3 separate regions of the Homo sapiens genome follow, and regions 2 and 3 are each linked to region 1. A link is a loop called in an ENCODE intact Hi-C map of the cell type or tissue named here. Cell type or tissue: Caco-2. All regions are shown on one strand. Links, peaks and the distances in the headings refer to the core of each region. The heading gives the core; the rest is flanking DNA.

What was found. Peaks named below come from ENCODE experiments on the same cell type or tissue, not always from the same donor. Only the 100,000 strongest peaks of a DNase experiment are listed, where the experiment ranks them.
Region 2: it touches region 1 in a loop (7-fold over the local background); 2 of 110 quality-filtered maps call a loop at or near these places.
Region 3: it touches region 1 in a loop (8-fold over the local background); 5 of 110 quality-filtered maps call a loop at or near these places.

Annotation. Positions count from the first base shown.
Region 1 is chr11:106,153,504-106,159,765 of GRCh38, reverse strand. No RefSeq gene overlaps it. Among named protein-coding and RNA genes, the nearest start is that of LINC02719, 25 kb to the right of the region's middle. In Caco-2, for the core only: a CTCF peak has its summit at 3,387 (motif pointing left); a DNase peak (open chromatin) is centred at 3,345.
Region 2 is chr11:106,459,918-106,464,917 of GRCh38, reverse strand. No RefSeq gene overlaps it. Among named protein-coding and RNA genes, the nearest start is that of LINC02719, 330 kb to the right of the region's middle. RefSeq lists an enhancer at 2,183-3,382. In Caco-2, for the core only: no CTCF peak of the experiment used is centred there; DNase peaks (open chromatin) are centred at 807, 2,427 and 2,867.
Region 3 is chr11:106,304,804-106,309,803 of GRCh38, reverse strand. No RefSeq gene overlaps it. Among named protein-coding and RNA genes, the nearest start is that of LINC02719, 180 kb to the right of the region's middle. In Caco-2, for the core only: no CTCF peak of the experiment used is centred there; a DNase peak (open chromatin) is centred at 2,653.

The DNA.
Region 1 (6,262 bases), core at 502-5,501:
TCACCCAGGCTGGAGTGCAATGGCGCAATCTCAGCTCACTGCAAACTCCGCCTCCAGGGTTCAAGTGATTCTCTCGCCTCAGCCTCCTGAGTAGCTAGGATTACAGGCACCTGCCATCATGTCCAGCTAATTTTTGTGGTTTTCTGTTTGTTTGTTTGTTTGTTTTGAGACAGAGTCTCGCTCTGTTGCCCAGGCTTGAGTGCAGTGGCACAATCTCGGCTCACTGCAACCTCCACCTCCAAGGTTCAAGCAATTCATCTGCCTCAGCCTCCCGAGTAGCTGGGATTACAGGTGCGTGCCACCACACCCAGCTAATTTTTTTGTATTTTTGGTAGAGACGGGGTTTCACCGTTTTAGCCAGGATGGTCTCAATCTCCTGACCTCGTGATCCACCCGCCTCGGCCTCCCAAAGTCCTGGGTTTACAGGCGTGAGTCACCGTGCCCGGCCTTAATTTTTGTATTTTTGTAGAGACAGGGTTTCACCATGTTGGCTAGGCTGGTCTTGAACTCCTGACCTCGGGTGATCTGCCTGCCTCACCTCTCAAAGTGCTGGGGTTACAGGCATGAGCCACCAGGGACACCTAGCCTGGAAGTTGTGATCTTATTTAATATAACCATATATGCATAATCCCACACATCTCATTTCCTTTGTCATATTCTAATGCTTAGAAGGAAGTCACAGATTTCTTCTACACTTGGAGGAAGAGGAGGAGAGGAGGACTACATAAAGGTGTGGAAGGCAGGAGCAGGATCATAAGGGCCTCTTTAGAATCTATCCACCACACTCAGCACCAGAAAGATGAAAATTTAATATTCTCTAATCCCAAATCTTAATATTGGTCTTCAAGGAGTTGAATAGCCTTCTGTACTTAAAAATTAGTCTTCTGCTAGCTTGCTCTCCACAGCTAGATTATAAGTGCTCTCTGGGCAGGGATGATTTGATTGCCTGTTGGTTTGCTGGCTTAGTTTTTTGTTTGTAACCCACATCCCCATCATATTCCACCCCCTACTAGTTCAATAGATTATCTGAAAACTCAGCTGAATGCATTTATTTCTTCATGATCCCTAACTCTTTTTGAGAGCTCTGTTGAATATTAAGGAAGTGCCATAAAAAGAGATTTCTGGAAGGCAAACAAGTACGTGAGAGTTGGCCTTGCCCTTCAAATCAAGGAGGCTATTATTTAGAGGGGCCAATGGTGCTGCTTATGTTGCCCTGTTAATTCCAACACCTCATTAATCTTATCTCTAGAGTTATTTCCAGGTGTAGAAACTGAAAACGCATTTGAATTTGCTGTTTCACTTGGCGAACATAGAAACCTCTTTTAAGAACTATTTTAACATTATGTTAGTTCTTAGACCTTTTATATATTCTAAACTCAACTCCATCCAGAATATCTCTGGGAGCATTAGTCCTCCCTCTAAGAAAATTATCATTGCAAGTTTTCTTGTGCAGAAACACTATATGTCAAATACATTCCAGCAGTGTTGTTTGTTTTTATATAGCAAAACTCACAGTATGCTTTTCCATTTAACTGTGAGCAAAATAATAGCAATAACATAAATAAATCCCATTTCTAAAGTGATGTCTGTACGGATTGGTTGGTTCTAGCAAGAGGCCCTACACAGCAAAAGAAACTGCTGGCTTTTAGTTTCCTGTGTGTTTTTTCTATTTGTTCTCTAAGCCCATTTATATGAAAGATTTCTTTAACCATAAAACAACTACATCTAAAGATTTATGAGAATCAAACTTTTATTCTTGAGGCACTTCACCTTGTAAATAAAAAACTGAGTATTTCATACAGAGGCAGAGAGATAAAGAGATAGAAACAATTGTCCAACTCATTCTGTTTATTCATTGCCATTTCTCCCACTCATTTCCTTTTGCTTCTTTATTTCAGCAGCCCTTGCAAAGTATTACTTTATATTCTCTCTGTCACTATTTCTAAATTAGCTTTTGAAATTGCTTTTACCATGAGGTACAGTTGAACATACTAATGCAGAAAAATGCTCACAATAGAGTAAGTGGCTGGAGCAAAAATCAGAAGAGTTATAGTAGGAGTCCAATTTTTGTTTAAATACATATACACATTATATATAATAAATGAACTATAATACATAAATATATGCATTTATAATCCATATACATATTGTGTGTGTATTTGGAGAGAAAGAGAGCAAATACATATATTTAAGAGAGAAAATATGCTAAAATGAGAGAAAAATACATGACAAACTTTTAGCAGAGGGATTGTGGGGAAAGATGAAAATTGGAAAATGAGACATTCACTTGATCGATATAAATTTTCTTGCTTTTAAAAAATAGACGTATACTGCTTTTGCAAAGGAAAAGTAATACTACTTTCAAACTGCTTCTATTTGCACGATATCCAATTCTCCCCAAGGCTGTCTAATCTTTATTACACCTATTATTTGTACACTGCAGGATTTGGACAGAGATGGAGTTCAGTGGTGATTGCTTCCCTGTCTACTATTATAAAATGTCATTACCTCAAAAAATTCTGCCTAAAATTCAAGCCTAAGTGTATGTACCTTCCACCAGAACTTGTCAGATTCTGCCATCTGTATTTCCATAGTACCTATCTGGATAGAATCTCCTCCCAGTTTCCAGCTGTTCCCAGAAGTGCAAACCTACTGCTGCTGCTGCTGCTGCTGTGCATTGCACCTGCCTGCAGCTGTCAGGTTTATGAAGTGAGCTAGTAAACGCTTCCCCAGGAAAAGCCAACATTCTGTAAAAAAATCAATTATAAATCACTGCACAAATAGGATCCAAAGGATAATTTTGCAAACAATAATAACCAAAATCATTAAACCCCATATTTGGAGAGTATACTTTTTGTTGTGCTTTTTTTGGGTCCATTTCTCTTTTGGTTCTTACAATAACTTCATGAATTAAGAAAGGCAAGAACATAGAGTCCCTGGTTATTGCTACTTTGCGTTTCACTGATCTGCTCATATAACTCTGCTAAAAATCCTTACACTTCATTTTTTCATGATTAATTTGCTTAATCATCAATTCACCTGCAATCTCCAAAAATGCTCAGTGCTTTGCTATCTAGGGAACATAGCTGAAATAAGCATTTTTCTTCTCCTTTTCTTCTGAGAGGAAACACAGTATAGGAAGAGCATGGGGTTTGGAGTCAGATTTGTGATCTAATCTTGGCTCTGCCACTTACTAACTCATGCAGACTTGGTCAAATGACTTAACCTTCTCAGCCTCAACTTTCCCATTGTAAAACAGGTTATAATTTCTACTTAATAGGGCTGTTGTGAGGATTGTGTAAGAACCTGAGATAAAGCAGCTGCTTCAAAGAAACGTCAGCATTTGGAATCTTGGCGAAATCTTTTCCCTGGCCCCATCTGCTGGCGATAAAGAGTAAAGTCATGTTTATAATTAAGCAAAATATAGAGCTTTCAGTATGTGACTGTTCTGTGATCCAACATCATTTAAAGAAATTCATAGTATTGAAAAGCAAGAATTAACTATCAATCTTCCTGTGTTATGGCAAGAGTCACACAGCTAACTGGTAGAAGAACTTCTGACTTAGAATCCTTAAAACCAAAATGGAAGATTGGTAGAAGAATGGATATGTACAAGTGGAAGTAACAGAGACCAAGAGACCCATCAGGAGGCAATGGCTGTCACCTCATTTGCTAGAGGTGGTGGAAGTGGAAACAGACAGATTCTAAGAGTCTGTTAAAAGAATATAACCCATGGCTGGGCATGGTGTCTCATGCCTGTAATCCCAGCACTTTGGTAGGCCAAGGTAGGCAGATCACCTGAGGTCAGGAGTTTGAGACCAGCCTGGCCAACATGGCGAAACCCCATCTCTACTAAAAATACAAAAATTAGCCAGGCATGGTGGTGGGTGCCTGTAATCCCAGTTACTGGAGGGGCTGAAGCAAGAGAATCACTTGAACCTGGGAGGCGGAGGTTGCAGTGAGCCGAGATTACACCATTGCACTCCAGCCTGGGCAACAGAGTGAGACTCTGTCTCAAAAAAGAAGAAAAGAATGTAACCCAAATGGCAGCTAAAGTCACCTTGTCCTTTGAGGTTTAGATGAAATTGGTTTAGGCTACTTCAATATATAGGAAATTCAATATCTTTCCTGAAGTTTCTGTACATTTCTAAGGGCCCACGTGGTCACTTTTGGCTCCCTATTTTGGGTGAAATCTCTTCGTCATCTTCAAACCCCTGTGGCTTCTTTTTGTCTCTGCTTCATAGAAATTCAGATATAGGGCCCAGCATGGTGGCTCACATCTGTAATCCCAGCACTTTGGGAGGCCAAGGTGGGCAGATCACCAGGTCAGGAGATCGAGACCATCCTGGCTAATACGGTGAAATGCCGTCTCTACTAAAAATACAAAAATAAGCCAGGAGTGGTGGCGGGCATCTGTAGTCCCAGCTGCTCAGGAGGCTGAGGCAGGAGAATGGCGTGAACCTGGGAGGTGTAGCTTGCAGTGAGCCGAGACTGTGCCACTGCACTCCAGCCTGGGCAACAGAGAGAGACTCCGTCTCAAAAGAAAAAAAAAAAAAAGAAAAGAAATTCAGATATAGACCCAGCTCAACACTGAATATTTTTGTATTAAAAAGACTTTGCTAAAGGTTTGAAGTAATGATGTTATACAGTGCTGCTAAGTAAGCCATTTAAACTAAACATTAGACAGCCATGCTCCGACAAGTTCTAAGTAGCCTGACACCCACGGTTCTTCATTAGGAGACTTTCTCTGGAGACTCCAGCTTCCCACTTTGTTGCCTAAATCCCTTACTCCCTTGAGTCTCTATTACTTCTTAATTCCTACCCTTTATTTTATAGAAAATGTCTGTTTTCCACCCACTCCTCAGCTCTGGATTTGCATTTGCATAACCGAACATTCATTAATAAGATCTGTTAAAAATCAAGGTTCAGGCTGGGCGCCGGGGCTCACGACTGTAATGCCAGCATTTTGGGACGCCGAGGCGGCTGGATCACTTGAGGTCAGGAGTTGGAGACCAGCCTGGCCAACATGGTGAAACCCAGTCTCTACTAAAAATACAAAAATTAGCCTGGCATGGTGGCAAGTGTCTGTAATCCCGGCTACTCAGGAAGCTGAAGCAGGACCATTGCTTGAACCTGGGAGGCAGAGATTGCAGTGAGCCGAGACTGCACGATTGCACTCCAGCCTGGGCAACAAGTGGAAAACTCTGTCCAAAAAAAAAAAAAAAAAAGTTCATCAATTCTGAGTGTTACCATTCTGTAAATAAACAAACTACCAGAGACTAAAGTTTCAGCTGTGCCTTGCTTTTCATACCCAAAAGCCTCTGTAAATGAAAGGAAGCAGTATAGATATTTACATTCCCCCTGAAATATATAGTGCCAATTCTCACCACAGTTCCCTCCCAAACTCACACAAAAACCCAGAAGGCAGAAGTAGTTGCAGTTCATTTTGACTTCAAATTGCATTTTTTTCATTCCACTACCCAAAGAAACCATACAAATTGAGACTGATTACCTGTAAAGATTAAAGAAGAAAGAAAAGTCAAAAATAAAGAATATTAGTACAAAACTCAGGAAATTGGAAGGAGAGGCCATTGAGAAGCATGATGAAGTGTTTAATTTTGTGTACGTTGGACCTGAAGTCCCTTGTGTTGACTACACGGACATTTTAAGTAGTGAGCTGGACATCCAGGCTCAAAGCAGGAGGGTGAGGGCAGTACTGAAGCTTGGATGACATAGAGATCAACATAAAAGTGACGACTAAAACTATGAGAAAAGCCGTGCTTTTCAAAAAAAAAGGAATGAAAGGAAATAAGGAAAGAACAAAGACTGAGCCTTAGGCAATGCCTACAATGCCAGTTGGTGGGAGAAAGAGAAAAACAATGACACAGAAGGAACCTAAGCATTGTAGTGATTGGAAGAAAATCAAAAGAGCATCAAAACCATGTGTCGTCCCAAAGGCACAAGAAGAGAGAACTTCAAGTAAGAGTAGTCGGTAATATCAGAGGCTCAAGGTAGGACAAAAATAATCACCTCAAAAGGTCTGCAAAAAGGCCTAATTTTCTTAACACTTTAGTTTTGCAGTGTGTTGGGAATTAATTTCAGTTGCAAGGTGGTAGTGGCAGCAGTAGTAGCATTGTTTAACATTAATTGGGCATTTAATGTATGTACAGGGTTACCAGGTTAAAAAGCTGAGTCCTCATGTAAATTTAAATTTTAGACAAATAATGAATAATTGTTAGGATACATTCCATCTCAGATAAAT
Region 2 (5,000 bases), core at 1-5,000, 310 kb before region 1:
TCCTATCTGGGAAGGTGTGGGATACAATGAGTAAAAAAAAAAATAGGCTTTAGGTTAAAATGACTAGTTAAATTCCTCTTCCCTTGCATTCCTTTTTTGACAAGTCATTGTTAAGAGCCTACTATGTGCTCTGCAGCTGTGATCTTAAGTAAATTTTTTGCACATCAGTTTTTTAATCTACAAAATGAAATAATAATTGCTACCTTGTAGCATTCTCAGAATTAAATGGCCTAATGTATGCAAAGACCTTGGAATATATAGTAGCTACTCAATAAATGGTAACTAGTATTATTTTCAGGTTAATGGAGAGTGACAGCAAATAGACCTGTAGTACTTTGTGATGGACATGACATTTTATCAGCACTGCCCTTTATGCCATTTTAGTGAGGTCTTCTTTTGTCAGGTTCCCTCAAACACTCCTCCTTCATTCATTCAATATGCAGAGTTTATGTGAGTGTCAACTCTGTCCTAGGCACAGCACCAGGCCCAAGGAATACAAGAGTGAACAAAAAATGCATAGTTCCTGAAAGCAGGAGGCTTATAATGATAAAGAGAAAGACAGATATTGAGCAAGTGATTTTATATATATGGTATATGCGCCGTGCAGAGGTATAAGTTACCTGAGAGCCTGTATTATAAAACCTGAGTGTGGGTGTCAAGTGGTACCTTTAGTCTGATAAAATCTGCTTAAGAAAATATCTACAGTCTGCAAATTACACAGTAATATTGGTATGAGTTGAAGTCTAGCTAAGCTATCAGCATTCCTGCAGTAGACTCAGCTTTCTGGATATTCCCACGACTTGTGTACATTCTGTCCCACATGACACTGATAGGAAAGGCATGTCCTGTCACTCCTGGGAATATATGTGTTGTTGTTTCATGAGATTTGGCTTCCCCAAAAGAAATGAGAAAGACCTAACATGGCCTTTCGTTATGAGAACATTCTTTCTGCGATCATTCCTGGCAAAATAATTTCATTTCTGCAAAAGCTTCCTAATGCATACTACTTTAACCCAGTTAGAGTGAAGGTGGCAGATTGGAAAATTGGCTGTGGTTTTCAACGTGAGCAATCAAAACAAATAAGGATGACTCTAGACTTCTAATGTCTCCCATGACCATTATATGTGAAATACAGGTTGGGTTTTTTTCTTACTGTTTTTCTTTTCTTTTCCTCTTCTTCTTCTTTTTCCTCTTCCAGTACTGTTATCTCTCTTTCTCACCCTTTTTAGTGTTACTTTAGTACTGTTCGAAAGAATTGAGAAGCCAAAATTCCTTGTATTCAGAAATAGCATTGCACAGACAGAGGCAGTGGGCCTCTACTGCCCAGACTTTATACTTTCTGGAAAATCCATTGCAAATTTTCACTGACCAGAATAGTGACATGACCTCTGAGGATAATTTCCTCTAGCCATCCAATTAGAGACTCAGACCTCTCCAAGGAGAATTAGGAAACAATCAGCAGGGAGTAATTGTAGGATGGTAGCTGTGAAATAGCTCTCTACTTAGTAAATGTGATGAATAGGCAGAATGTAAATCTCCTGAGCCAAAAGAAAATCATAAGTGGATAAAGCAGCTTACACACTAACTATGGTTTTTAGTGATGGCTTATATGGCTTAAGATCCTCCGAGATCTGCAAGAAGCAGAGCTTACTAGAGGTGCCAAAAAGGATTACTTTTTGCACACTGTAATCTCTACTTGTTTACAGATTCAAATAGATCTTTTTGACAGCCCAAGACAAGGAGTTCATAGAATAGAAAAACCTGGATGGCAAAAAAAACAAAAATATCATTAACATTTTGAAAAAAATAACTTTTAATTATAAAACTAATATACTTGAAAAGATTATTTAAGAAAATTTGAAATGTAATGAAGAATATTTTTAAAATACTGATGAAGAAAAACAGTATGTATGCATATAATATTAAATTGTTACATGTTTAAAGGCCTCTCCCAACATGTTTTCTGATTGCATAATGTTCCTTTGTACAGAAGTAATATAATTTAACCAGACAACCTTCTGCTGATAGACATTCAATTATTATTTTTGTCCATAATTAATGTTGCAATAACTGCTGCTTCAGCTGACTTTAGCTGTATCATTGCATAGTTAAGATTATTTCCTATGATATCCTTCTAAAAATTGAATTGCTCAGTCAAAATTTACATATTTGAATGGTTCTTGAGTAATTACTGCCAAATTTCCCTTCAGAAGGGGTACTTCTGTTCACTCCAAACAGCGTGATTGATGAGAAACCATATTTTCTGGGGACATGTTCTAAACAAAAATACAAAAATCTTAATTTTATTTCTTATTTCCTTTGCACAAACGTAAACCAACTATTGCTCATTTTCCCCCTACTTGGTCTCCTATCTTCCTCTCAGCATGCTGCTTGAAATTCTTCCCATCTCCATCTCCATGTGTGGTCTAATGGAGCTGGCCCTTTTTTCTGCAAATGCTTTTTTCTTTATCAGAGAGGAATGCAATGTTTCATCTGACCCTGACTTGACAGATCTGAGGTTTAGCAATAAATTCCTCTTATCTTCCTTATCAGATCTGAAGGTCAAAGGTATGGTTCCAAATCTAAGTGCTATTTTTGACAAAGAAAGCCAAACACTCCCTTTTCATCTGAAACATCACAAACCTTCATTGTTTTCTCTTACTAAATGCACTTCTGGGAACCCTCGATTTGTTATAGCCTCCTTTGGGTTCTGTATAATGACCTGCCACTATGTGATAAGGGAAAGATTGATTTTGCTTTCTTCTTGTAAAAGAAAACACAACTTCCTTATTTGAAAGAATATCCATTCCAAAAAGCTATGTACTGTGTTGTGACCCAGCACCAGCCCTCTTTGACCCCGGCACCAATTAGCAGAAAGTACTCTACTGTCCTGACCCCCTGTCCTCCACCCCAGCAATAAACACACCACTTCAGGTAACATAGATGGAGATCTGTGCTGTCCTACACAGTAGCCACTAGCCACATGTGGCTATTTAAGTTCAAATTAATTAACCGTAACTAAAATTGAAAATTCAGTTTCTCAGTTACATTAGTTATATTTCAAGTGATCCGTCAGTTTAAGTCTAATATGCAGCTACAGAGCAGTACATATTATAGAACATTTTCATGGTCAGAAAAATTCTATTGGACACCATTCATCTAGAGATTCATTTTTGGTGATTTCCAGAAAAGGGCTGAGGGCAAATTTAGAAACAGATTTCTTTCTCCAAGTTTGTGCTTTTTCTTTCAAAGTACCTTACCCTCTCAATCCCAACATAGAAATCTCTGGTTCATGTACTGGTCTGATAAGGAATATTTACAATCACGTGCAGTGAAGAGTTAGGGATCAGAAAACAATTCCCCAAAATGAAAGCCTCAGCAGCAGTCTCACAAGCAAAAGTTCTTCTCTGACCTTTTCCTGTCCTCTCGTCTCTCGGGCCCATTCTCCCCAGAGGCTAGCCATAGAAACGAGAATCATTCTTCCTGAAAGTGGGTCATAAAAACCAGAACCCTTTTCTCAAAAGCCAGAAATAAAACCTAAAAATATTCTCTGTAAAAACTGGCCATAAAGAAATTATCTGACCTATCTTGTTTGATTGTAGGTCATAATGCCCCCATTCCAGACAGGGTCATGCTGACACCCAGAAGGAAGGAATGCATGCTCAGAGACACCAAGAAGAATCTGGAAAGAGGACTTGCCCGGTTCCTCACTCAGTCTATTAACATTAGATCATACTCTTTTTGTCCAATCATATTTCTACACAGCTATCCATATTTTGTTGAATACAACCAGAAAAATGAACAATTTTCCCCAGTATCTATCTTCATTCTGAAGGCTCCCGTGTATACACGCCAAATAAATATTTGTGCCTTTTCTCCTATTAACCTGCCTTTTGCAAGTTGGTTTTTTAGTGAACCTTTCCCCTTGGCCCCCACAGAAGGAATTTGATTGTAACAACCTACAGGAATAAGATACAGGAGACAAATTTACCTCATCAGCAACACAGCCATCGTAGACCAGTTTTGCTGACCTGATCTCCTCTACCTTACTTTCTCTATCTTTACAGCGAGCCACCAGTCCTAGAGGAAGGCTCTGGGCAAGGATACAGTGGTGCTTCCAACAAATAAAAGTGTCTGCCTTGATGAAGCCATGCATTCTAGTATAGGGGAGAAAAAATGTTATTTTTTCTTCACCCATTGCAAGATTGCAAGCTGAGGCTCCGGTAACAAAAGACACATTAACAAAAGTATACAAATGCATTTAACAAAAGTTTGGTTTTTTTCCTGAGACGGAGTCTCGCTCTGTCACCAAGGCTGGAGTGCAATGGCGCAATCTCAGCTCACTGCAACTGCTGACACCCAGGTTCAAGTGATTCTCCTGCCTCAGACTCCCGAGTAGCTGGGATTACAGGCACGTTCCACTATACACAGCTAATTTTTGTATTTTTAGTAGGGATGGAGTTTCACCATGTTGATCAGGCTGGTCTCTAACTCCTGACCCCAGGTGATCCACCTGCCTCAGCTTCCCAAACTGCTGGGATTACAGGTGTGAGCCACCGTGCCAGGCCTGTTTTATGAGAAGATCTATGTATTTTCATGGACAGTCATGCAGAAGTATGATTGGAGGACAGGAGTTTTAACTAATGGTAATAAACTTGGGGAGGGCGACTTAGCCACGCTTGTGTTTACAGATTCTTGTCTATATCCCTGTGTCTTCAGAGATAAAGGTGGTAATGAGGGTCTTATCATCTCCTTCAGGGGAGAAGGGCAGAAGCATATCAGAGAGTGACCTTCATGCTTCTGTGGTTTTTCTCAATTTCCTTCAGCTTAAACTGCTCAGTATGCCAAGGAGCTATAATTTGGAGTAATGTCTTCTGAGGCATGTCATATGAAACTAGTAAATACCATGATCTATGATTTTATAGTTTTCTTAAATAGAGCAAGCCTATTTTTGTGTATTTTTTAATATTTGATTTCTGTTTCAATATCACCATGACATT
Region 3 (5,000 bases), core at 1-5,000, 150 kb before region 1:
CTTTAGAAAACATGCACTTACCATATAAGCAGAAATATCACTGTTAGGTATTTACCCAAGAGAATTAAAACATATATTCACACAGAGACTGTATACAATTTTTTATAGCAGTCATATTCATAATAGCCCAAAACTGCAAACAACCAGAATATCCATCAACTGATGAATGAATTGTTGTATATCTATATAAGAAATACTACCCATAAATAAAACAGTAATAAACTACCGATAAATTCAACAGGATGTTTAAACCTCAAAAGCATTATGCAACATGAAAGAAGCCAGATACAAAAGTGCTACAATGTATAAGACTCTCCGGAAAAGGAAAAGTTCTGGCTCTCATCAGCACTGATTGGCATAATCTTAGTTGCTCTTTATTATATGGAGGAAGACTCTTTTCATTATTTTTGTTAGATTTGTGAAAACCAAAGGGAAAAAATTATAGGGAGAGAAATTGAGTAATTGCCAGGAGCTGGGGTTAGGGGCAGGAAATTGATTGAAAAGAGGAACAGGGAGACTTCTTGAGGTTAGGGAAATATTCTTTATCTTGATTGTGGTAGTGGTTAGAGAACTACATACATTTGTCAAAACTCATTAAACTGTATTCTTTAAAAGAATGAATTTGACTGTGCAAATTTTGTCAAAATAAGCTTGATTTTTAAAAAGTATTAAAAACAGTGGTCTTAAATGAAGACCATGGAATTGCTGCAATAGATAATATTAAATCAACATTTTCAAAAATAGAAGGTATACTCAATCACTATGTCCTAACCAAAAAATATTACTGATGACATTTTAATTCATCCTTTTTCAATTTCTCTTGTGTGTATGCCTATATAATATATATTATCATGTAATAGAATATATTAACACATCAGTACATGTGTATAATTTACACATAAATAACTGGACATGTAAAAGATATGCATGCAAAAATTTTGTTTAAACTTAAGGCAGGCACACTCAGACATTTTGGATATCCCTCATATAGTTACTTCTAATTTTATTTTAATAAATAATTCTCAAATTAGTATCTCTGTGCTTGGAGCTTTTATCATCATTTTGGATTTTTTTTTTAAGAAAGAATGACAAAATTTGAATTAATGTGTCAAAGTTTATCTGTCTCATGAAATATATAGATTCAATTATTTTTCAAAGTTCTTGAACCAGTTTACATTGACACAAACAATTAATGAAAGTGCCTGTTTCATCGTATACTCTTGTCAGCACTGATTGACATAATCTTAGTTGTTCTTTATTATATTGTGGAAAACTATTATTTTTGTTATATTTTAAAAAATAGTAAATTACTTTTAGCAAATGTCTTTTAGCAAACTATTAAAGTCTTATAAATCTGGCTTTCCCTATTGATATAGTATATTATGTGCATTGATGTTCTTACATTAAACCATCTTTACAATACTGAATAGAATGTACAATTTCAAATGCCTGCTGGCAAAGCTGGCCCAGTAATTTTTAGTTGGTAATGACTAATCATAGCCTTCGCAGGAAACTCCTAACTACCTCTCCTTCCAGAACCCAGACTTTTAATAAATTTGTTGCCTCATCCTTAGAGCTATTTACCTTCCCTCATTCTCTCAGATACCTGCCTATATTTCTTCACAAAGTTATTATTTTTATAGTAAGTCAGTTTCTTTACCATCTTGAAAACAGTTGCATGGTCTCCATGTTTTGGATACTCTGAGCAGGATTTCACTGAGACTCTGTCCAATGCAATCTTCCGGAACAGAACAACTTTCCCTTCCAAGATTTCAGGCCTCTTACTTAAACCTCGAGCTTTTATTGAGCCCTGTAAGTGTGGTGATCAACCACCCATTGAGTAGTGCAGCCAAAATTACAGTTTTTATCAAGGAGTGCAGAGATGCTATCTAAATATGTTTTATCATCCTTTCTACCCATCTGAGGGGAGCTTTAATGTACACAACAGAGCCAAATGGAAATATACTACAGCATGACTTAACAACTCTTCGCCATTTTAAAGACTGAAAACAAACAGCAGCACCACAGAAATAAATAAAATAAATAAATAAATAAATAAGCTAACCAATAAGGAAAATCATTTTCGGTACTTAACACTGAATAAATCTTGTTAAGATCCTCAGACTGACATTTATTGAAACAGTTCTTTGAAGCCAACAACACAAAGCAGCCAATAGTGGTTAAACAATGCTTTTTATTTCCCCAGGGTTGGAAATCTGGAATTCTCAATTCCGATTATATATCAAAACAATGTATACAGCTTTTACAGGTATACTCGGGCCCAACACTCAGGTGATTTCTTTAGTAAGTCTGGAATGAGGATTATGCATCTGCATTTTTAATAAGCTGCAGGTATGATTCTGATGCTTAGTCAAGATGTTAAATTATTGGTTTAAATTCTGGGGATCAGATGGGCTTGGAAAAACAATTCTTTCCAGAAAGCTTAATACAAAAAAATTTCTAAATTCTACAAGTACCAGAGCTTTTAGGCAGCTAATCAATTTATGCCTTGATAAGACAAATAGACCCTTTTGCCAAGGGTTAACAATCTTGATACAATTCCCAGAGTTATTCTGTACAGGATCAACATATGTATTAGGTAACCTGAGGATCAGAGATTGTCTGTGGACATTATCTGTCCTGCCTGCCCTCTGCTGGCATGAAGCTGGACAATTGACAGAATGTGCACTTAGCTTGACAAGGCAGTCATTTTCATGGAAGAAATGTTTTGGTTCATGCCAGGCATAGTAGTATTTGGAAGGCCTAGAAATAACATATAAAATGACTTGGAGATTCTGGAGAGTGAAATAATCTCAAGTTTTTTTAAACCCATCTGTTCAGCTGTGCACTTCTTCAAGTCAGAGATGCTTGACCTCTGAAAAGCAACCATATCTAAAACAGCCAAGTTGGACCCAGAGAGGAAGCAGCAGACCCTGTTGGCCAACTAATACTGGAAAATCAAGACGAGAGGGAGGCATTGGCAAGGCAAGAACTTGAGGAGGAAAGTTATCTGTCTATTGATAGAAGAGAGGGGGAATCTTTTTCTAAGGGCACTGTAACCAAAATTTCAGCATTATGGAGAGAGGAAGATGGCAGTATCCAAGAAGAAAAAGACTACTGGCTCTGTTGAAAGAACTATTGTACTTGGAATGCAAGTCAGTGGAAGATAGTATAAAAAAGAGACTTGGTCCCAGCAGACAAGTGACACAGTAACCAGGGTCCCAATGGGCCTTAGTTATCTGGACATATTCCTCTCCTGCCTTTTGCCTTCCTTAACAAGCTGACCCAAGTCATGTAACAGGTAGGGGAGGGCTCTCGTAACTTAGCTGACCAGGCTGAATTGCTAACCATAAAAGGAAGCATCTGACCATTTATCTCTTTGAGGGATGGATGCCTTCTGAGGTTGCTGAAGCAAGACTCTAGCATTCCCAATATAAACCTGGGACCATTTTTGTTTTCTTAGGCAGCATATGCAGCTGCCAGAAGACAAGATGGACTCCAATCCTGACCCTCCATTGACTTTTTCCTCATTATAATCTCATTGAAATACTAAAATCTCCACTGACAATGAGGCTTATCCCCCCATTTTCTAGTCATGTGATACATGTTAGAGCATGATGCCCCACTATGCAAGTGTATAAAAAAACCCATCTAAACATTGCTTGTACATCATTCCTTTTCCTACAACACCTTCCTTAAAATGATGAGAACTGAGCCCCTTGGGGAGCTAGTACCAGGATTCCTTTCCTATATGCTGCTTCCTTGTATGTTTGATTCACAAATCTATTAAATCGTGGCCGAGAAAAATTTCTGTTTATCCTGGTGTTAATTTCTACTTATGCAAGAACCAATAAATGTGGGGTCCGGGCTGCAGTAACAGCCTTGGTGACTCTGCTGGAGCCCATAAGTGAGGATATTTCCCTAAGGAGAAGCACCAGAGAGCCAGCAAGACCTCCAGAATGTGACCTTGTGATAGATGAAGTGGCCACTTGAAATATTTGCTTCAGTGTTTCTACAGCCAGTGAGTCCTCTCTTGGCCCAAGGTACTTTTGTTCTCCTTCTGAGCCCTGCCCCTCATTTTCTTTTCCCTCTTGATTGGCTTAGGGATTTCTGGAGTAAGAGGTCCTAGTCACCTCTGTGCTAGGTTTTAAGAACCCCTCAGACTGGCTGACATCAGATTCTGAGTAGTTTCCAACAAACCTGCTAGACTGGTTGAGGAGGTAGGCAGTCGGGCTTGATCAACCCAAAGAACAATGGCTGGGATGAGTCCTGCTGCATGCCCAGGTTCTTTGGGCTCTTTATGTCTCTCAGTTTTTTTTCTTTCTTTTTCCCCTTCCCCCTCTCTTTCCCCATCTTCCAACTTTATTCCTCTGATTATCTCAGAGGGCCACCTACAGTCGTACTCATTTCAGCCAAAAGTACCCTTAGCTTCCTCTGGCTGGAAACAGTTCACCTTGATTTGTGACTTGCAAAGGTGGGAGGGATTCATCTGACACTGTGAAGGTCTAGGATGCTGAGGCTCTCCCTGATGGGAGACTAGCAAGAGTGGTGATGACATTGGCTCTGCACTGTGCAGTGGCTGGAAACCTCACAACCTTCCTTTCCTTCCCTTGTCTTTTTTCTTCCCCTTCTTTCTCTCTCACACCCACCCCCTTTAAACCTGGCCCATTTGCAGAGAACTATCAGAAATTTCATATTCTCCTATTTTCTCCCTGAAATGAATGAAAAGGTTTTCTCCCTAAATTTCCTCCTTGCCCTCATTCCACTGTCCAGTGAGACTCGAGTGCTCTCCCTTTTGTCTGCCCTGGGGAGTACCTCCCAGGCAGAACACTGGAACCATTTTCTTTTTTATAGGAAACTCTCCACTCTCGTTGCTTCTGATTGGGAAAACTTTGTCCAATTGAACTCCTCACCAAAATACTGATCTTTCAATATTTCACTCCCTCTTTATTTTGCTCTGAGATTCAAGAGCTCCCACTCCATGATCTTTTTGATAGCCC